Linked DNA regions of Homo sapiens: all the other regions are linked to region 1. A link is a loop called in an ENCODE intact Hi-C map of the cell type or tissue named here. Cell type or tissue: endothelial cell of umbilical vein. All regions are shown on one strand. Each heading gives the region's core, and the rest is flanking DNA. Links, peaks and the distances in the headings are about the cores only. Region 1 holds the start of LIAT1 (ligand of ATE1). Region 2 overlaps VPS53 (VPS53 subunit of GARP complex). Region 3 overlaps VPS53 (VPS53 subunit of GARP complex).

The links. Hi-C counts contacts between places; a loop is a spot of excess contacts. Peaks named below come from ENCODE experiments on the same cell type or tissue, not always from the same donor. Only the 100,000 strongest peaks of a DNase experiment are listed, where the experiment ranks them.
Region 2: it touches region 1 in a loop (7-fold over the local background); 2 of 110 quality-filtered maps call a loop at or near these places.
Region 3: a loop joins it to region 1, with 5 times the contacts of the local background. A loop is called at or near these places in 2 of 110 quality-filtered maps.

Annotation. Positions count from the first base shown.
Region 1 is chr17:406,793-417,187 of GRCh38, forward strand. LIAT1 (ligand of ATE1) reads left to right here and starts at 3,533. Exons shown (of 2, transcript NM_001013672.5): 1 at 3,533-3,854; 2 at 6,356-7,874. The coding sequence starts at 3,551. The coding sequence ends at 7,323. It overlaps LOC105371430 (a long non-coding RNA gene), which reads right to left and starts at 7,231. Exons shown (of 3, transcript NR_136407.1): 1 at 7,187-7,231; 2 at 6,337-6,621. RefSeq lists a silencer at 3,585-3,674 and an enhancer at 9,893-10,042. In endothelial cell of umbilical vein, for the core only: a CTCF peak has its summit at 5,616 (motif pointing right); DNase peaks (open chromatin) are centred at 3,399, 5,649 and 7,439; H3K4me3 peaks cover 1,243 bases; H3K27ac peaks cover 583 bases.
Region 2 is chr17:594,744-599,743 of GRCh38, forward strand. All of the region lies in intron 12 of VPS53 (VPS53 subunit of GARP complex), which reads right to left. Among named protein-coding and RNA genes, the nearest start is that of VPS53-AS1, 75 kb to the left of the region's middle. In endothelial cell of umbilical vein, for the core only: no CTCF peak of the experiment used is centred there; a DNase peak (open chromatin) is centred at 2,148; H3K27ac peaks cover 1,186 bases.
Region 3 is chr17:557,870-562,869 of GRCh38, forward strand. It overlaps VPS53 (VPS53 subunit of GARP complex), which reads right to left. Exons shown (of 22, transcript NM_001128159.3): 14 at 4,634-4,876; 15 at 2,557-2,704. Among named protein-coding and RNA genes, the nearest start is that of VPS53-AS1, 38 kb to the left of the region's middle. RefSeq lists an enhancer at 2,132-3,331 and a silencer at 3,347-3,396. In endothelial cell of umbilical vein, for the core only: no CTCF peak of the experiment used is centred there; DNase peaks (open chromatin) are centred at 2,332, 2,842, 3,512 and 4,512; H3K27ac peaks cover 3,698 bases.

The sequences.
Region 1 (10,395 bases), core at 2,503-7,502:
TGGATAAGTTACAGACCTGGAAAAAAAATCTTTGCAGTCATAAAGCTGACAAAACACTTATATTCAAGTTGTGCAAAGACATCAACAACAAACAACAAATCAACAATAAACAACCACATTACAGAATGGCCAAAAGACTTCAAAAGACACTTAAAGATATACAAATGACAGGCCGGGCGCAGTGGCTCACACCTGTAAACTCAGCACTTTGGGAGGCCGAGGCGGGTGGATCACCTGAGGTCAGGAATTTGAGAGCAGCCTGGCCAATATGGTGAAACCCCGTCTCTACTAAAAATACAAAAATTAGCCAGGTGTGGTGGTGCATGCCTGTAATCCCAACTACTCAGGAGGCTGAGGGAGGAGAATTGCTTGAACCCAGAAGGCAGAGGCTGCATCGAGTGGAGATTGTGCCACTGCATGGAAGCCCAGACCACACAGCAAGACTCCATCTCAAAAAAAAAAAATATATATATATATATACATATATATATATATATACACAAATGACCAGAAAGCACTTTCAAGAGTTCTTGACTTCGTTAATCACCAAGGGAATTCAATTCAAAACCACAGAGAAATACAACTTCTTACCCACTAGAGTGGCTAAAATCAAAGGCTGATTTTTCAATGGGTAATGGGGACTACTAGAGGGAGGAGGGGCTGGAAGATGTGGACTGAGAAACTACTGTTGGGTGTTGTACTCACCACCTGGGTGACGGGATCACCCATACCCCAAACCTCAATGTACTCATGTACATTGTACTCATGAGTCATGTACCATCACTCAGTGTACTCATGTAACAAACTTGCACATGTACCCCCCGAATCTAAAATAAAAGTTGAAATTAAATAAAAGATAAAATACCATTCCATATCTTTTTAAAAAGACACATTTGGTTATCTACTGTTGCATAACACATCACTCCAAACCTTCGTAACTTAAATAACTACAACCATTGTATTTTCTCTCACAGCTTCTTTGGGTCAGGAATTCAGGAAAGGCTTGTCTGCTTGGGGCTGGCCTGGGGTCTCTCCTGCTGCTGCTGCAGGACGATAGCTGGATGGGAAAAGTGGGGGCTGGAGGAGCTGAGGCATCTTTCTCTCCATACATCTTAGAGGCTCTCCACGTGGACTAGGTGGGGATTTATCAAGGTGTGACAGCCTTGGGGTCCTCAGACTTCTCAATGGGAGGCTCAGGACTCTACAGCAAGCACGTCATGGGCTAAGAAGATGGATGGATGCTGCATTCCCTTTAGGACCTAGCCTGAGAAGTCACACAGAGGCACTTCTGCCACATACTATTGGTTACAAGCGAGTCAACAAACCCCTTAAATTGAAGGAGAGCGGAATGAGACTCTGCGTCTTGCCATGGGAATGGCAAGATTCTTGAAGAGTATGTGGGACAAGAGATATTACTGCAGCCAGTTTTATTTTATCATTTTATTTTATTTTGAGATGGAGTCTTGCTCTGTCACCCAGGCTGGAGCACAGCAGTTTTATTTTATTTTATCATTTTATTTTATTTTGAGATGGAGCCTTGCCCTGTCACCCAGGCTGGAGTGCAGTGATGCAATTTCAGCTCACTGCAACCTCTACCTCCTGGGTTCAAGTGATTCTCCTGCCTCAGCCTCTCAAATAGCTGGGATTACATGCACCCACCACCATGCCCAGCTAATTTTTGTATTTTTAGTAGAGACGGGGTTTCTCCATGTTGGCCAGGCTGGTCTCAAACTCCTGACCTCAAGTGATCCACCCACCTCGGCCTCCCAAAGTGCTGGGATTACAGGCGTGAGCCACCATGCCCAGCCTCTGCAGCCATTTTCAGATAATACAATCTGTGGAGGGTAAACCTAGAAAGAAAAGCAGGTGATGCATCATACCAGGCCTTGTAAGCCACACTTTGTTATTTTTTTTTTTAAGACACAGAGGCCGGGCGTGGTGGCTCAAGCCTGTAGTCCCAGCACTTTGGGAGGCCGAGGTAGGCGGATCACAAGGTCAGGTGTTCGAGACCAGCCTGGCCAATATGGTGACACCCCGTCTCTACTAAAAATACAAAAAATAAAAAATAAAAAATCAGCCAGGCGTGGTGGCACGCACCTGTAGTCCTAGCTACTAGGGAGGCTGAGGCAGAAGAATCACTTGAACCTGAGAGGCAGAGGTTGCAGTGAGTCACGTTCACGCCACTGCATTCCAGCCTGGGCAACAGAGGAAGGCTCTGTCTCCCAAAAAAAAAAAAAGAGAGAGAAAGTCTTGCTTTGTTACCCAGGCTGGACAGCAGTGGTGCGATCTCGGCTCACTGCAGGCTCAAGTTCCTCCACAAGTGCCCCTCAGCGCAGCTGGTTAATTTTTTGTAGAGATGGGGTCTCACTACGTTGCCCAGAATGGGCTCAAGCGATCCACCCACCTTGACCTCCCAAAGTGTTGGGACTACGGGTGTCAGCCCTGCACAGAGCCCCACAAGAGTTTAGATCTTGATGTAAATTGTGATGAGGAAGCAATGGAGGACTTTTTGGCTTTTTATGTTTTGTTTTTCATCACTGGAGACTTTTAGCAAGAGAGTGAACGGTTTGGTTGTTTTTAAAAGTTTGTTCTAGCAGCTGTGCGGAAAAAGAGTTCGTGGGGAAGGTTTGAAAGCAGAGACCATTCAGGAGAGGACCCAGAAGTCCCAGTGCCAGACACGGCAGTCGGCCCCAGCCTGGGTAAGGGACAAGGGAGAGGGTAGGGGACACGGAAGCCCACCAGGTTTCCAGCCAGTCCAGCGGTTTTGTTCACTAAAGTGGAAAACCATGAAGAAGTAAGTTTGTTTTGGACACATTGGCTTTGAGAGTCCAGGGTAGATGTACGAGGCTGAAACTCAGGCAATAAAAATTGAGGGGAGAATACACAGCATTTAAAAAGGTACAGGAGGCCGAGCACGGAGGCTCATGCCTGTGATCCCAGCGATCTAGGAGGCCGAGGCGGGAAGATCGATGGAGCCCAGGAGTTCGAGACCAGCCTGAAACCAAAAATCAAAACTCTTAGCCAGGCGTGGGGATGGGAGGCCAAGGCAGGAGGATCGAGGCACGGGACTGGACGAGATGAGTGTCAGCCCAGGGATTTAAAATCTCTCTGCCCACCCTCCCCTTCCTGCGGTCAACTGTCCAGATTCCAACAGACAAAAGCAAGCATGGGCGAACCACCGTGCGCCGCGGTCCCCGACAGAAGCACGCATGCGCACACCTCTGTGTGCGGAGGTTTCCGACAGACGCACGCATGCGCACACTTCTATGCGCGGAGGTCTCCGCAGACAGAAGCACGCATGCGCACATCGCTGTGCCGGTATCGCCAACAGATGGAAGCACGCATGCGCGCACCGCTGCGTACCTAGCACTCCGACAGATGTACGCATGCGCACAACGCTCTGTTCTCGAGATCCCCGACAGAAGCACACATGCGCACACCGCTGTGTGCCAAGGTCGCCAAAAGACGGAAGCACGCATGCGCACACCGCGGTCCGTGGGGCACCGGGCGGAAGCGTCCTGACTGCGCAGGCGCAGCAGGGGTGGTCGCCATGGAGACGCGTGGCCCTGGCCTGGCGGTCCGCGCTGAGAGTCGCCGATTAGTCGGCATCGGGCCTCGGGCGCCCCCGGGGCGGGTTGGGTTGCAGCCCAGCGGGCGGCTGGACCGCCGCGGTGGGGCGGGGACAATGGGGTACAAGGACAACGACGGCGAGGAGGAGGAGCGGGAGGGCGGCGCCGCGGGCCCGCGGGGGTCTAGACTGCCCCCCATCACAGGCGGCGCCTCCGAGCTGGCCAAACGGAAGGTGAAGAAGAAAAAAAGGAAGAAGAAGACCAAGGGGTCTGGCAAGGGGGACGGTAAGAGGAGCAGCTAGCCCGGCTGCGTCAGCTCCGGTTCCCTGGAGACTCTTTGGGGACCCACCCCCCATTTACCCTTCAGACCGGAAACAGAAGCTCAGTGGTCCCGGACCGAGGTCCTCCTGCTCCCCACACATGCCCGTCAGCAGCACGTTGATGCCCCAGCCCCACCCGTGGAGACCATCCACCAACTCTGCGGTCCCTTAGCCCCACACAGAGACCCCTACAGATATCCACCATTCCTAAGAGCCTTCCAGCCCCACACAAAGACACCCTCTCAACTTCCTAATCCCTCAGCCAAAACTGGCAGTCTTAAACGTCTGCGCCTTCCCCACAGAGGCCCTCCTCACAAGACACTTTCCCCACCCCAAACACATTGATGCCACATGAAAGGCCCTCACTCTCATGCACAGAGAAGGGCAGACTCCTGCCTCCCCTCCTCCCACCCTCTTGCGTTAAGGCTGCCTGCCTGTGGATGCGCGGTAGACACCCACACCCACAGACGTGTGTATTAAAGGTCCTCGCTGCATGGGCTCCCCCTCGCACCCACCAAGGGGCAGCCTTGGACTGCACAAACCCCATGACACCAGTCACTGTGACATCCTCCTATAATCCCTGACACCCTCAACCACTCCCCGCTTCATATCAGTGTAACACCCACAGTGAAACTAAAGGGCGGGGGACACCCTCAACCACTCCCCCCACCTTCTATCAATGTAACACCAACAGTGAAACTAAAGGGCGGGACGCAGTGGCTCACACCTGTAATCCGAGCACTTTGGGAGGCCGAGGTGGGAGGATCACTTGAACCCAGGACTTCCAGGCTGCAGTGAGCTATGATCGCACCATTGCACTCCAGCCTGGGCAACAAGCAAGACCCTGTCTCTCAAAAAAACAAACAAGAAAACTAAAGCACAGATCCCCCTCATGCACACACATTCCTAGTCTACACACACAGACTGTTAATACGTTATCCATTCGCGTGTGTAGTCATATGCAGGCAGGAATTGCAGTCTCTCTCAGGGACACCTTCACAAACACACATACCCTACCTGCCATAAACCCCAGTCCCTACATCTCACCAAGCTCTTCTTGTAGAACCCCTACATTTCTTGACAAGGGGACTGAGCACCCACTTTGAGGAGAGAGAGCACAGCAGTGACAGAGAATGCAGGTGCCCGTGAGTGCTGTGAGGCCACTGTCGCCCGTGTGGTCCACCTCAGTGGCTTTGGCTGTCTGGGAGAGGGCTCTAAGCTCCAGTTCTGGGGCCTGGCCCTCTGTGGCAGAGCTGGCACCAAGGCAAGCAGGAGGCAGAGTGGCAGCCTCGCCCATATGGACCGTGCAGTGTGGGAAGGGAGCAATGGGAAGATGATAAGTACTTCTCAGGCGTAATACAAAGGCAAGAAAATTCTGCAGTTCAGGTCAAGAAGCCCTGTGTGGCTGGGCACATGGCTCACGCCTGTAATCCCAGCACTTTGGGAATTCAAGACCAGCCTGGCCAACATGGTGAAACCCCGTCTCTACTGAAAATACAAAAATTAGCTGGGCATGGTGGCAGGCACCTAGAATTGCTTGAACCTGAGAGGCGGAGGTTGCAGTGAGCCAAGATTGTGCCACTGTGCTCCAGCCTGGGTGGCAGAGTGAGACTCAGTCTCAAAAAAAAAAAAAGCCCTGTGTGTATCTGCAAAAAGAAATTTGGCAGTTCATTGTCCTTTTGGCGTAGCTTTTCACTGTAGAAATTACAGTGACATGTGCCTCATACCATCAGCAGGGGGCACCAGATAGTTTCCAGGGCGTAGCAAGGGAGGGAAATGTCAAAAGATGATTTCTTTCTCTCTCCCCTAAAATAAAAGGACGAGCTGATGAAAGAACCACAATTTGTAGCATTTTATGTGCATGTTAAATAATTCTGAAGTGCTATTGATGTTAAAAAAAAAAATCAGTACAAGCCATACAGCAGAAGTATTTCTGGCTTGGCATAATACTGCTTTCAGTCAAATTTAGGAAGCTTTTCTGTTGTTTTCCGTTCCTTCCATCATAAAGTGTCTAGACTAGGGTAGAGTCACAGACTCCCAGAACTGGGAATGGCCGTGGTGAGCACATGGCGAGGATGGATGAGGGCAGCACGGCCCAGTGGAAAGAATGGGGCATTGGGGGCCCAGCCTGCACTCAGGTCCCAGCTCTGCCACTCGCTCATGACATTGGCAAGTTCCTGAACCTTTTGGAGCTTCGGTTTCCTCACCCGAAGAATAGGGCCGATCGCCTTTACCCAGACGGCCTGGCTCAGACTGTGTGCTCAATGAATGGTTCCTCCTGCCCTGAAATGATTTCAGCAAAATCACACAGGCAGGTGGGCACGAGGCTGGTGGGCTTGGCAGCCTGAGCCCTGGGTACGGAGGGGCCCCCATCCTCCTCTTCCATCTTGGGTGATTTTGGCACCATCCCCAGCAGGCCAAGGTCAGACATTGCCACAAACACTAACCTGCTCATCTACTCAGCAGATAAACATCAGAGTCAGAGCCTGAAGAGCCAGCCGCTTTCTTCCTCCTTTCATGACATCTTAAGTCCTTGCAAAGAGCGTGGCCCGAAACCAGAGCACAGACAGAGCAAAGTGGAAAAGAAGCACCTCCCTTCTGACTCCTCCACCGTCAGCCTCCCCGACTTTGCCGAAATAGAGAACCTTGCGAATCGGATCAACGAAAGTCTGCGTTGGGATGGAATTCTTGCTGACCCGGAGGCAGAGAAGGAAAGGATTCGCATCTATAAACTGAATCGGAGAAAACGGTACCGGTGCTTGGCCCTCAAGGGCTTCCACCCCGACCCCGAGGCCCTCAAGGGCTTCCACCCCGACCCCGACGCCCTCAAGGGCTTCCACCCCGACCCCGAGGCCCTCAAGGGCTTCCACCCCGACCCCGAGGCCCTCAAGGGCATCCACCCCGACCCCGAGGCTCTCAAGGGCTTCCACCCCGACCCCGAGGCCCTCAAGGGCTTCCACCCCGACCCTGAGGCCCTCAAGGGTTTCCACACTGACCCCGAGGCCCTCAAGGGTTTCCACATTGACCCCGAGGCCCTCAAGGGCTTCCACCCCGACCCCAAGGCCCTCAAGGGCTTCCACCCCGACCCCAAGGCCCTCAAGGGTTTCCACACTGACCCCGAGGCCCTCAAGGGCTTCCACCCCGACCCCAAGGCCCTCAAGGGCTTCCACCCCGACCCCGAGGCCCTCAAGGGCTTCCACCCCGACCCCGAGGCCCTCAAGGGCTTCCACCCCGACCCCGAGGCCCTCAAGGGCTTCCACACTGACCCCAATGCCGAGGAGGCCCCTGAGAACTTACCCTACCTCTCGGACAAAGATGGCAGCTCCAGCCACAGGCAGCCCACGTCGAAAGCCGAGTGCCCCAATCTCTGTTTTGAAGGAAACCTTACCCCAAAGCTTCTACACTCTGACTTAGCTCCTACTCTGCTGGAGTGAAAATCTACCCACGACGCTCACAAACTTATAATTCCTCCTCACCACAAGTTTATGTGTTAAAAACCATCATCATAAAAGGAAATGAGACCCGTATCTGAAGGAAACAGATGTTCGGTACACGGACGACGCCGACTCTCCCATCACCAAGCTGCCCTCGGTTGCCCAGGAGAGCCACAGTGCCTTGAGAACATAAGCAATTTAGTGAACAGAGTTCTTTTCAGAATTTCCTTTTTCTTAAGTAAGCATCTCTGTTACTTAATTTCTCACCACAGCTAGATGTCTATAATCTGCCCCAAAAAGAAAAGAAAGCGTGTAGATGATTTACCTCTTAAGTCTCAATCTCATGGTGAAACTCCTCACACGGTACCTGCTTCTGTTGGCCGGAGGACGATGCCCTGAACCTCTTGGAGCCTTTTTCTGTTTTAATTAAATGCATGGCCTGCCTTTATATGGCCTCAAATAAGTGGGTTCCAGAACTCCATCCCTGGGAAGTTACCATGGGAAGTCCCAAGAGGAATACTGCTTCTTTCATAAACATGGTCCTCTCCTAATCCTCCATTATAAAAAGCCTCGCTACGCCGCGTCTCCTAAATACACATTCCTCCCCTCCACAAGTAGCCAGTGAGTGAGGGCCACGTGCTGTCGTCGTTTGTGCTCTCCCAGAAGCAGCCCCTGAGACGAGGGTTCAAATGCAAGTAGATTATCTGGGAGGTGAAGAAAGGATGAGTAGAGGGTGATACAGAGAAGGGAAGACGGCCAATCCTGGGACTTTTCTTTTTAGACAGGATCCCGCTCTGTTGCCCAGGCTGGAGTACCAGTGGCGAAATCATAGCTCTCACTGCACTCCACCTCGTGGGCTCAGATGATCCTCCCGCCTCAGCCCCCTAAGTAGCAGGGACTATAGGTGAGTGCCACCACGCCTGGCTAATTTTAAAAATTTTTTGTAGAGATTGGAGGGGGTGTGGTCTCACTATGTTGCCCAGGCTGGTCTCGAACTCCTGGCCTCAAGCAGTCCTCCCACCTTGGCCTTCCACAACATTACAGGCATATGAGCCACTGTGTCTGGCCCCCCTTCCAGGGACTATTAGGCCAGCTTTCATACTGGGCTTAATTCCACAGGGAAACCCACTTCTAGAATTATCCCACCTGGGGGTGAGGAAGCTGGGGTATTTATACTCCCCAAAGGCATTGGCCGAGGGCTGGTCGTGTGTGTGTGTGTGTGTGTGTGTGTGTGTGTGTGTGTGTCCTGGCATTTCTAGCTGAAAGGTTGTGTGTGTGTGTGTGTGTGTGTGTGTGTGTGTCCTGGCATTTCTAGCTGAAAGGTGTGTGTGTGTGTGTGTGTGTGTGTGTGTGTGTGTGTGTCTCTCCTGGCATTTCTAGCTGAAAGGTCCAAAGGAAAAGGGTGGTCTCTGGGGAAGCCTCAGCTACCTCAGCAACACCGTGGGTCTGAGAGGGACAGCATGGAGGGCTAAGATGAGATTCCTGACCTTCAAGAGGTTACAGTGTTCTGGGGTAGACAAAAAATGAATGTACACTGTACACAGGAGAGGTTAAAGCCGATACAGACATCACAGAATGCTCATTTGAAAGTTAAGTGAAAATGGCTGGGCGCAGTGGCTCAGGCCTATTATCCCAACACTGGGAGGCTGGGGCAGGTGGATCATCTGAGGTCGGGCATTCGAGACCAGCCTGGCTAATATGGTGAAACCCTGTCTCTGGTAAAAGTACAGAATTAACCAGGTATGGTTGCAGGTGCCTGTAGTCCCAGCTCCTCAGGAGGCCGAGGCAGGAGAATCGCTTGAACCCAGGAGGCGGAGGTGGCAGAGCCAAGATGGTGCCACTGCACTCCACCCTGGGCAACAGAGCAAGACTCTGTCCGAAAAAAGAAAAAAAAGTTAAGTGGGCATCGTGGTCCCTGCTAGCTCTGGGCTGGCAGAGCAGCCCTCTTCTGACCCTTCCTTAAAAGGCCAGTTACAGTTTCCACATTTGCCCTTGCACCCTGTCAAAATATACTGAAGAGACATTTGGAAGAGTCCTCTCCTGCCATGGAGAATGGTTAGCAGACAGGAACGGGCCTCCCTGTGCTGAGGCCAGGCCTGTCCTCTGCTCTCCATGGAGAGGAAGGGGCAGGAAATACTCCAGTGCCAGCCACAGGACCTCGCTTGTGCCCCAGGGTATTAAAGGCAGAGACAGAACAGAGGGCAGCCACGGGGCTGGCATCTCATGTGCCCTCCGGGTCTACCACAGTGGCTGGAGCCTGGGGCACAGAGGAGTGTGAGGGTGCACTGGGCTGAGACGGTCGCTTAGCAGCGCCTTCCATGGCGGTGAGAGGCAGGGGTGGGGGCTGTGGTCATCTCCCAGCTGCGAGGTAACATTCTGGGAAAGTAGCTAAGATGGCGAGCTTTGACACCAGAGCTGAATTCACCTCTTTCCCACCACATGCTAGCACTGTGGCCCCTGGCAGATTGCTTCACCTCTCCGAGCCTTAGTTACCTCATCTGAAAACCGGACTGCAAATTCCTGCCTTAGTGCTGTGAGAATCGAGTGCAATGAGGCATCTAGCATGGCGCCTGGCACCCAGGAAACAAACTACGAGTTTTCATCAGTGGTATTTCAGGTTGACGTGGCCACATGTCTGCTAGAGAGACTGTCCCGAGTAATGGTGTAGACCTTACCTCCTGGAAGGGTCAGCTTCACAAACGAAATCTGGCTTCAGTGGCTGGCCAAGAGAGAGAATTCACACACAGAGAACAAATGACGGGGGCCCCGGAGCAGGAGAGAGTGGAGCAGGAAGGAAGCCGGGGCCCTGAAGGCCGGTGCTTAACGTATAATGATAGAAAGCAGGTGGGGTGAAGGTTCCTGGAACACACAAGTAGCTTCAACTCAGAACACCTTGGGTTCGAAGTTTGCATATCTTCCTCACACCCAGGCTGTAGCAGTGAGGACTCCTTCAGGGCAAGAAACAAACCACAGTGAAAACCACCTTACAGACCAAGGGGAATGGTTGACTTTTTTTTTCTTTTTCTTTTTTTTTTTTTTTTGAGATGGAGTTTCACTCTCGTCACCCAGGCT
Region 2 (5,000 bases), core at 1-5,000, 190 kb after region 1:
TGTCCCCCCTGGAGGAAGCTGGGAGATGGGAAGGGGTCTGGATCAATTTCCTGGTTTGATGATGCACTCTAGTGCCCTGCCCTCGAGGAAGCTGGGAGATGGGAAGGGGTCTGGATCAATTTCCTGATTTGATGATGCACTCTAGTGTCCCCCTGGAGGAAGCTGGGAGATGGGAAGGGGTCTGGATCAATTTCCTGGTTTGATGATGCACTCTAGTGCCCCACCCTGGAGGAAGCTGGGAGATGGGAAGGGGTCTGGATCAATTTCCTGGTTTGATGATGCACTCTAGTGTCCCCCTGGAGGAAGCTGGGAGATGGGAAGGGGTCTGGATCAATTTCCTCGTTTGATGATGCACTCTAGTGTCCCCCTGGAGGAAGCTGGGAGATGGGAAGGGGTCTGGACCAATTTCCTCGTTTGATGATGCACTCTAGTGTCCCCCTGGAGGAAGCTGGGAGATGGGAAGGGGTCTGGATCAATTTCCTCGTTTGATGATGCACTCTAGTGCCCTGCCCTGGAGGAAGCTGGGAGATGGGAAGGGGTCTGGATCAATTTCCTGATTTGATGATGCACTCTAGTGTCCCCCTGGAGGAAGCTGGGAGATGGGAAGGGGTCTGGATCAATTTCCTGGTTTGATGATGCACTCTAGTGTCCCCCCTGGAGGAAGCTGGGAGATGGGAAGGGGTCTGGATCAATTTCCTGGTTTGATGATGCACTCTAGTGCCCTGCCCTCGAGGAAGCTGGGAGATGGGAAGGGGTCTGGATCAATTTCCTGATTTGATGATGCACTCTAGTGCCCCCCCGGAGGAAGCTGGGAGATGGGAAGGGGTCTGGATCAATTTCCTGGTTTGATGATGCACTCTAGTGTCCCCCCTGGAGGAAGCTGGGAGATGGGAAGGGGTCTGGATCAATTTCCTGGTTTGATGATGCACTCTAGTGCCCCCCCTGGAGGAAGCTGGGAGATGGGAAGGGGTCTGGATCAATTTCCTGGTTTGATGATGCACTCTAGTGTCCCCCTGGAGGAAGCTGGGAGATGGGAAGGGGTCTGGATCAATTTCCTGATTTGATGATGCACTCTAGTGTCCCCCTGGAGGAAGCTGGGAGATGGGAAGGGGTCTGGATCAATTTCCTCGTTTGATGATGCACTCTAGTGTCCCCCTGGAGGAAGCTGGGAGATGGGAAGGGGTCTGGATCAATTTCCTCGTTTGATGATGCACTCTAGTGTCCCCCTGGAGGAAGCTGGGAGATGGGAAGGGGTCTGGATCAATTTCCTGGTTTGATGATGGACTCTACTATGTTAGCTGTCCCCTGGAGGACGCTGGGAGATCAGTACACTGTACCTCGCTGTACTAGGTTTATAATTTATGAGCCCATAATTATTTCAAAATATAAAGTTTTTTAAAAAGTGGTTCAGAAGATGTGGACCTGCATGTGAAGAAGTTTTAGAAATATCTTTATTTATTTTGCCTATAGTTTCCTTTTTATGTATGCACAAAAGTGATATATGATTTGAAAGAAACTATGTTGGAGTAAGTGTGAAGAGCTCATCTCTTAGGTATAAAATACAGATTCCAAGTGAGTAAAGAAAATGGCTACATAATTCCAACGAACTCATCTTGTTCAGTCTGCCACAGGCCCTGCCCTTGATGACGTCCCACAGGTCCTGCCCTTGATGAGGCCCCACAGGACACTCAGAAAGCTGCATGACCAGGCAGTGCCAGGGTTCCACCTCTATCTGCAGATGACGCTGCCCTGCCCTGCCCTCCCCACCAACAGCACTCTTCTGCAGTGAGGAGGGACCCTTGACCCTGCCACCACAGCACCCGGGTCCTCTTGCAGCACTTCTAGTGAGCTGAAGCAAGAGAGGAATAATGGGAGAGACTGCCTGAAGTTTCCTTTTTTCTTACTTTTTTCCTGCAGGGCTGCCTCCTGCCTATGGCTACGTTATGAACGTGCTCAGTTTAGATAGTAGGTGCTGGAATTTTGGCTAACTGGCATTTCCCTTTGCACCAAGCAACTGCCCAAAGGGTTGATTCTCAGCTTAAACACTACACTAAGTCATTTAGCAGTAATGTTTGGGCCGGGTTCTGAGTGTGTGAATTCTGTCCAAAAGCTGAAGATGTTTAAGCTATTTCCTCCTGGAGTTTGGTGGAATAATAAAAGGTTACTGTTGTCACAGTGAGGAGGTCTGCAGCTGGTCCCACTTCCTTTCATTACTACCCAATGTAAACAGATTAAATCGAACCGCTCGGATCACCAGAAGGGACATTCCTTATTTCTGCTCCTTTCTGTTATGCTTTCAGTGTCCCTCAGGCTCCTTTCAGATGTCAGTTTTTATCATTGGGAATATCTTGGCAACTGATTGCTCAGGCCCTCTTGTAAACGAAATACCTTCTTTCAGGTTCCCTCTCTCTTCTCAGCAGCGAGGCGTAAACTGCAGTAGTGAGCAGGGTGTGACCCTTACCTTGAGGGCCACATGGCTACTGACTGCAGCCATGAAATGGGTTAGGTCACCCACAGAGCCGGCAGAGACCTTCCCTCCAACCACCTCTGGCTGATTTCACCACTAACACCTGGTGGGGTCCCTCCCCCACCCCAAGAGGTCTGCTTTTGTTGTGCACCCCACTCTGGGAAGAGGGAGATCCTGGGGCGCCCACCTAATCAGCCACCAGCAAGGCCAGGGCTGGTGACGCAGCAGGAGGTAAGGGATGGCGTGGGTGGAGGCATTAGTCACTGGCATGTAAGTGTTATTACTAATCAGTAATAGCCCATGAAATGGTGGGTGGATCAGCTAGATTAGGGGGTTTAGTTGTTTCTTTTGAGATGGAGTCTCACTCTGTCACCCAGGCTATAGTGCAATGGCGTGATCTCGGCTCACTGTAACCTCCGCCTCCCAAGTTCACACGATTCTCCTGCCTCAGCCTCCTGAGTAGCTGGGATTACAGGCATGCACCACCACGCCCGGCTAATTTTGTATTTTTAGTATGGTTTCACCATGTTGTTTAGTATGGTTTCAACATAGTTTCACCATGTTGGTCAGGCTGGTTTTGAACTCCTGACCTCAGGTGATCGGCCTGCCTCAGCCTCCCAAAGTGCTGGGATTACAGGCATGAGCCACCATTCCCGGCCATTTTTTTTTTAAATTACATAAAACCTCTGGTTCAAAAAAAAATTTCATCTGAAAGCCCACAATACAAAATGACTTGCAGCTCTCCCTCTCCCTCTCCCTCTCCCCACGGTCTCCCTCTCCCTCTCTTTCCACGGTCTCCCTCTCATGCTGAGCCGAAGCTGGACTGTACTGCTGCCATCTCGGCTCACTGCAACCTCCCTGCCTGATTCTCCTGACTCAGCCTGCCGAGTGCCTGCGATTGCAGGCTCGCGCCGCCACACCTGACTGGTTTTGGTGGAGACGGGGTTTCGCTGGGTTGGCCAGGCCGGTCTCCAGCCCCTAACCGCAAGTGATCCGCCAGCCTCGGCCTCCCGAGGTGCCGGGATTGCAGACGGAGTCTCGTTCACTCAGTGCTCAATGGTGCCCAGGCTGGAGTGCAGGGGCGTGATCTCAGCTCGCTACAACCTCCACCTCCCAGCCGCCTGCCTTGGCCTCCCAAAGTGCCGAGATTGCAGCCTCTGCCCGGCCACCACCCCGTCTGGGAAGTGAGAAGCGTCTCTGCCTGGCCGCCCATCATCTGGGATGTGAGGAGCCCCTCTGCCTGGCTGCCCAGTCTGGAAAGTGAGGAGCGTCTCCGCCCGGCCGCCATCCCACCTAGGAAGTGAGGAGCACCTCTTCCCGGCCGCCATCACATCTAGGAAGTGAGGAGCGTCTCTGCCCGGCTGCCCATTGTCTGAGATGTGGGGAGCGCCTCTGCCCTGCCGCCCCGTCTGGGATGTGAGGAGCACCTCTGCCCGGCCGCGACCCGGTCTGGGAGGTGAGGAGCATTTCTGCCCGGCCGCCCCGTCTGAGAAGTGAGGAGACCCTCTGCCCGGCAACCGCCCCGTCTGAGAAGTGAGGAGCCCCTCCGCCCGGCAGCCGCCCCGTCTGAGAAGTGAGGAGCCTCTCTGCCCGGCAGCCACCCCGTCTGGGAAGTGAGGAGCGTCTCCGCCCGGCAGCCACCCCGTCCGGGAGGGAGGTGGGGGGGTCAGCCCCATGCCCGGCCAGCCGCCCCGTCCGGGAGGTGAGGGGCGCCTCTGCCCAGCCGCCCCTACTGGGAAGTGAGGAGCCCCTCTGCCAGGCCAGCCGCCCCGTCCGGGAGGGAGGTGGGGGGGGGGGTCAGCCCCCAACCCGGCCAGCCGCCCCATCCGGGAGGTGAGGGGCGCCTCTGCCCAGCCACCCCTACTGGGAAGTGAGGAGCCCCTCTGCCAGGCCAGCCGCCCCGTCCGGGAGGGAGGTGGGGGGGTCAGCCCCCCGCCCGGCCAGCCGCCCCGCCCGGGAGGTGAGGGGCGCCTCTGCCCGGCCGCCCCTACTGGGAAGTGAGGAGCCCCTCTGCCCGGCCACCACCCTGTCTGGGAGGTGTACCCAACAGCTCATTGAGAACGGGCCATGATGACAATGGCGGCTTTGTGGAATAGAAAGTGGGGAAAGGTGGGGAAAAGATTGAGAAATCGGATGGTTGCCGTGTCTGTGTAGAGAGAAGTAGACATGGGAGACTTTTCATTTTGTTCTGTACTAAGAAAACTTCTTCTGCCTTGGGATCCTGTTGATCTGTGACCTTACCCCCAACCCTGTGCTCTCTGAAACATGTGCTGTGTCCACTCAGGGTTAAATGGATTAAGGGCGGTGCAAGATGTGCTTTGTTAAACAGATGCTTGAAGGCAGCATGCTCGTTAAGAGTCATCACCACTCCCTAATCTCAAGTACCCAGGGACACAAACACTGCGGAAGGCCTCAGGGTCCTCTGCCTAGGAAAACCAGAGACCTTTGTTCACTTGTTTATCTGCTGACCTTCCCTCCACTATTGTCCTATGACCCTGCCAAATCCCCCTCTGTGAGAAACACCCAAGAATTA
Region 3 (5,000 bases), core at 1-5,000, 150 kb after region 1:
TTTTTTTAGAGACAGGGTCTCACTCTGTCACCCAGGCTGGAGTGCAGTGGTGTGATCATAGCTCACTGCAGCTTTGACCTCCCAGGCTCAAGCGATCCTCCAACCTCAGCTTCCCAAGTAGCTGAGACCACAGGCATGTACCACCACACTCAACTAACTTTTAAATTTTTTGTAAAGACCAGGTCTCACTATGTTACCCAGGCTGGTCTTGGACTATTGGCCTCAAGCGATCCTTCCACCTTGGCTTCCCAATATGCTAGGATTACAGGCGTGAGCCACTGTACCCTGCCAGGATTATCTATAAAAGCAAAATTTTGGCTGGGCATGGTGGCTCACGCCTATAATCCCAGCACTTTGGAAGGCCAAGGTGAGTGGATCACGAGGTCAGGAGATTGAGACCATCCTGGCTAACACAGTGAAACCCCGTCTCTACTAAAAATACAAAAAATTAGCTGTGTGTGGTAGCGGGTGCCTGTAGTCCCAGCTACTCACAGTGGCTCACGTCTGTAATCCCAGCACTTTGGGAGGCCAAGACGGGCAGATCACAAGATCAGGAGATCGAGACTATCCTGGCTAACACAGTGAAACCCGGCCTCTACTAAAAATAAAAAAAAATTAGCCAGGCGTGGTGATGGGAACCCGTAGTCCCAGCTACTCGCGAGGCTGAGGCAGGAGAATGGCGAGAACCCGGCAGGGGGAGCTTGCAGTGAGCCGAGATCGTGCCACTGCACTCCAGCCTGGGTGACAGAGAGAGACTCTGTTTCAAAAAAAAAGCAAAATTTGAAGCACTATAAACAACGATCAGGGATGCTTGCTAAATAAGTTATGGTACAAGGCCGGGCACAGGGGCTCACACCTGTAATCCCAGCACTTTGGGAGGCCAAGGCAGGTGGATCACAAGGTCAAGAGTTGGAGATCAGCCTGGCCAAGATGGTGAAACCCCATCTCTACTAAAAAAAAAAAAAAAATACAAAAATTAGCCGGGGATGGTGATGGGCATCTATAATCCCAGCTACTCAGGAGGCTGAGGCAGAAGAATTGCTTGAACCTGGGAGGTGGAGGCTGCAATGAGCCAAGATCATGGCCACTGCACTCCAGCCTGGAAGACAGAGCAAGACTCTGTCTCAAAATAAATAAATAAATAAATAATTTATGGTATAGTCCCTTAAAGAGAAATATTATGTGGCCATAAACAATGATAGTAATAATGACCCTGTAATGATAGTTATGATTATTACTATCATTATAATGACAGGAGAAATGCTAATGCTATGTATGACACTAACAATAAAAGGATATAACAGTGAATTAAGATTGTAACATTCAAAACTATGTCTATGAATAACAATTGAAAAAATACCCCAAATTGCTAATATGATTATTTGAGGATGATGGGATTAAAAGGGATCTTTATTTTTTTAAATACTACGGTTATTTTACCTTTAAAATAGCATATTTACATGTATCGTATTTCTTTCTGTGCACACCCAAAATAGTTAAACAGTGTTTCTTCATGAAAGAACTCTGGAACCCCTGCCTTGGAGGTCCTTACAGATAGTGCCATCTTACCTGGGGAGTGGCCTGGGGCTAAACGGACTGCTCTGTGGCTCCAAGGCCAAACCCTGGAAGGTCATGACCTTCGCAACTCAACATGACCAGGTCCCCAGGCAGAGTGTGCTGCTGCCTCTGCCTCTGGCTGGCTTATGTGCCACTGAGGGGCCTTGGTAGACACACTTCCTATTTGACCTGCTATATTGCTGCCCTGGCACACAGGAGCTCCAAGCTGGGCTGTCTGAACTATCATTTATGACTGTCTTCTTGTGGTCTAGGCATCTGTAAATTATAAATACAAAGTGGGTAGAAGAGCAGAACCTTTCCAAATTACTTTCTTTCTCTTGGCCTCAGGGGAATCCCAGACCAAGTGTGAAAAGGACTTCTAATTCCATGTTTAAGGCTGAATCAAAGGTTATTCTGGGTCTTCCTTCTGCTCCATCAGTTGCTGAACTATGGCCATGTGGGGGCCTCCAGCAGAGGCATCACCCTTTCCTGTCCCCCAGTTCCTAAACGTCAGCATCCCAAACAATGGCTATTTGTTGAGGCAGATTGAAAATGCCATGTAAATTTCAGAAGACACATAAAAGCCCAAAGGATTCTGCTTAACTTAGTAACACTTCTGAGCATGGAATAACTGGCTGTGACTCATCATCACCAAAGGCTGGGTCCTAGCACAGACAAGCTTGTTACTGCTTTTCTCATATGGGTTGGAGTGCTACTGACCTACTTTTAACAGGTCATGCCCTTTGAGGAGCTTACACAACTCCAGGGAGGTGACCAGTCATACTTTCTTGCCCAGTCTTCTTTTAACAAGGCCTTTCTGTAAGACAGCTGCCTGGGCAGCCTTATGGCTGGACACTGAGCTTTCCTCTGTGGCAGGCCAACTGGTCTGACCCAAGGTTGTCTGTGGCCATGTTAGGACGTATATTCTTACTCGCCGAGCGACGCAGCCCAGAGGGTTCAGGAAAAGGAGGTGGTGAGTGGGCAGCCAGGATGGCTCACCTGCTGGGTGGTGGCCAGACAGTACTCTGCCGTGCTCAGGATGTTACAGATGAGGCAGAGCTCCTCCAGAGTGAACTTGGCTACTTCTGAGCCCTCCTTTTCCTTGAGGAGGCTGCTGATAGTCAGTCCTCCACTGCTGGTTGTGGTTCTGAAGAAAAGGAACAGGAACAAGTCAGCATGGAATTTCTAATTTGCTTCCTGAACTGGAAACTACATTATTTTAAGATACAGAAAAGGGGGAAGTAAAGGCTGGACATGGCCCAAATCAATTCACATACAATGAGTCCTTTTCCTACTGACCTTACCTTGACACCGTCAGAAATAGGAAGAGATGATTCCTATTTTAGTTAATCTGAATCATCAGCAGGCCATTAGTCACATTAACTAGGATGGTCTAATATCCAAAGGGAAGGCTGCTGAGCTGTCCTCTCTTTAGCTTGGAATCTCCTGATGTGCAGAACTCATTTAGGACCGTGTGGAGCACGAAAGATGGTTACCTACCCTGTTTCTTTCAGTTAAGAAAAGTCTGCACTGGGACTCATGTGTGCTGGTGGAGGAGGACATAAGCGCATGTTAAGAGAAGTCTGCACTGGAACTCATGTGTGTTTGTGGAGGAGGACATAAGTGAATGTTAAGAAAAGTCTGCACTGGGACTCGTGTGTGCTGGTGGAGGAGGATATAAGCGAATGTTAAGAGAAGTCTGCAAGGGGACTCATGTGTGCTTGTGGAGGAGGACATAAGCGAATGTTAAGACATGCTTCCTGCCCAAGGCCCTAAGTGTCTCAAGAGGCCAACACCCATCACACATCCTCCTGTGACTACAGGTTTTGGGGCAGCCCCAGCTACTGAGTGAGTTCTATGGTAGTAACCACTACCCACTCATATCTGGATGCTTTGGAATCCTCTGTTGGCTCCTTTCACCTTGCCCCCACTTCTGTGAACAGTCTCTCTACTGACATAATCCCAGCTGAGTATGCCATTTTTTTCTGCTGAGATGCTGACTAATACACGTGGGAAAATGCTCCCACGATGAAGTTAAACGGTAGCTGCAGGGAATAAAGCTATAAGCAGTATAGCCCCAATTCCGTGACACAAACAAACAAAAGCACACAGATCACACACATTAGGTATCTATCAAGAACGGAAAAATATATACAAAAAGTTACGTTCTCTTTGGGTAGTGGGATTATACATAATTTATTTATTTATTTATTTATTTTTTAGGGCGGAGTCTCCCTGCAATGCCCAGGCTGGAGTGCAATGGCACAATCTCGGCTCAGCGCAACCTCCGCCTCCCGGGTTCAAGTGATTCTCCTGCCTCAGCCTCCCGAGCAGCCGGGACTACAGGCATGCACCACCACACCCAGCTGATTTTTGTATTTTTAGTAGAGATGGGGTTTCACCATATTAGCCAGGCTGGTCTCAAACTCCTGACCTCAAGTGATCCTCCTGCCTCGGCTGCCCCCAATCCTACCGCATCTTCAAACATTAGGCTATGTCCAGTTCTAATGCCTCAGGATAACACAATAGTCCCCATAATTAGGAGCTATGCAGTAGCTGACCCCCAATCCTACCGCATCTGAAACATTAGGCTCTGTCCAGCATGGCAGGAAGTGTGCACCACAAGAGGGACTTGGAACCTACTGGGAATGAGGAAAAAGCAGATTCATTCCTCCAACCCATCACTCCGGGGCATCATCTCACCAAAAGAGGCTTGGGTGAAACTGCTTAAGCTATTTATCAGTTATTTCCACCACAACCTCACTTTTTTTGTATGTGCCAAGTATCTATAGCTGAATCCATGAAAATTAAATAGGCATACAATGGGATTGGTTCTCGAGTCCACCGTGGTAAGATTTGCCCACGTGGGCAGTCAGTGTGGACATTTCCTCTGATGGTCTTGATCAGCTGTGGAATGTCAGAGAGGAAATAGCTTCAGGCCCTCGGGAACTCAGGAAGCGTGCTTTCCTCCTTGATACTCTTGGTGGTTTAGTAAACAACTTCAGAGTGGATTTCCTTAAGATTCCCATATTTAGGTCTATTTGCCACCACTCAGACTATGAAGAACAGGACTCACTTGGGCAGGTTGCCAGAGAGGATTTTCCAGGCGTATTCTCGGAGGTACTTCTGGAAAATGGTGGTCAGGGCGATCATGGGCTCCCCAGTACTGAGCTGAGAGCATTGCACCATGCACTTCTTGTAGTAGACAAAGAGGTCGGCGCAGCTGGGGAGCACGGCACCCCCTTCATCAGTGTTGGGCTTAGGTGGCCCCTGGGCTTTGAAATCAGCCACAAACCGATCTATCAGCTCTCCGAGGTTCCTAGGAGGAAAAAAAAAAACCAAAAATGTTATTTTACTTCAAGAAAAGTAAAGCAAATGTGCTCGTTTGCAATGTACATAAACTACTGCCACAAGTAATCATTCCTACTGCATTTAAAACTTAA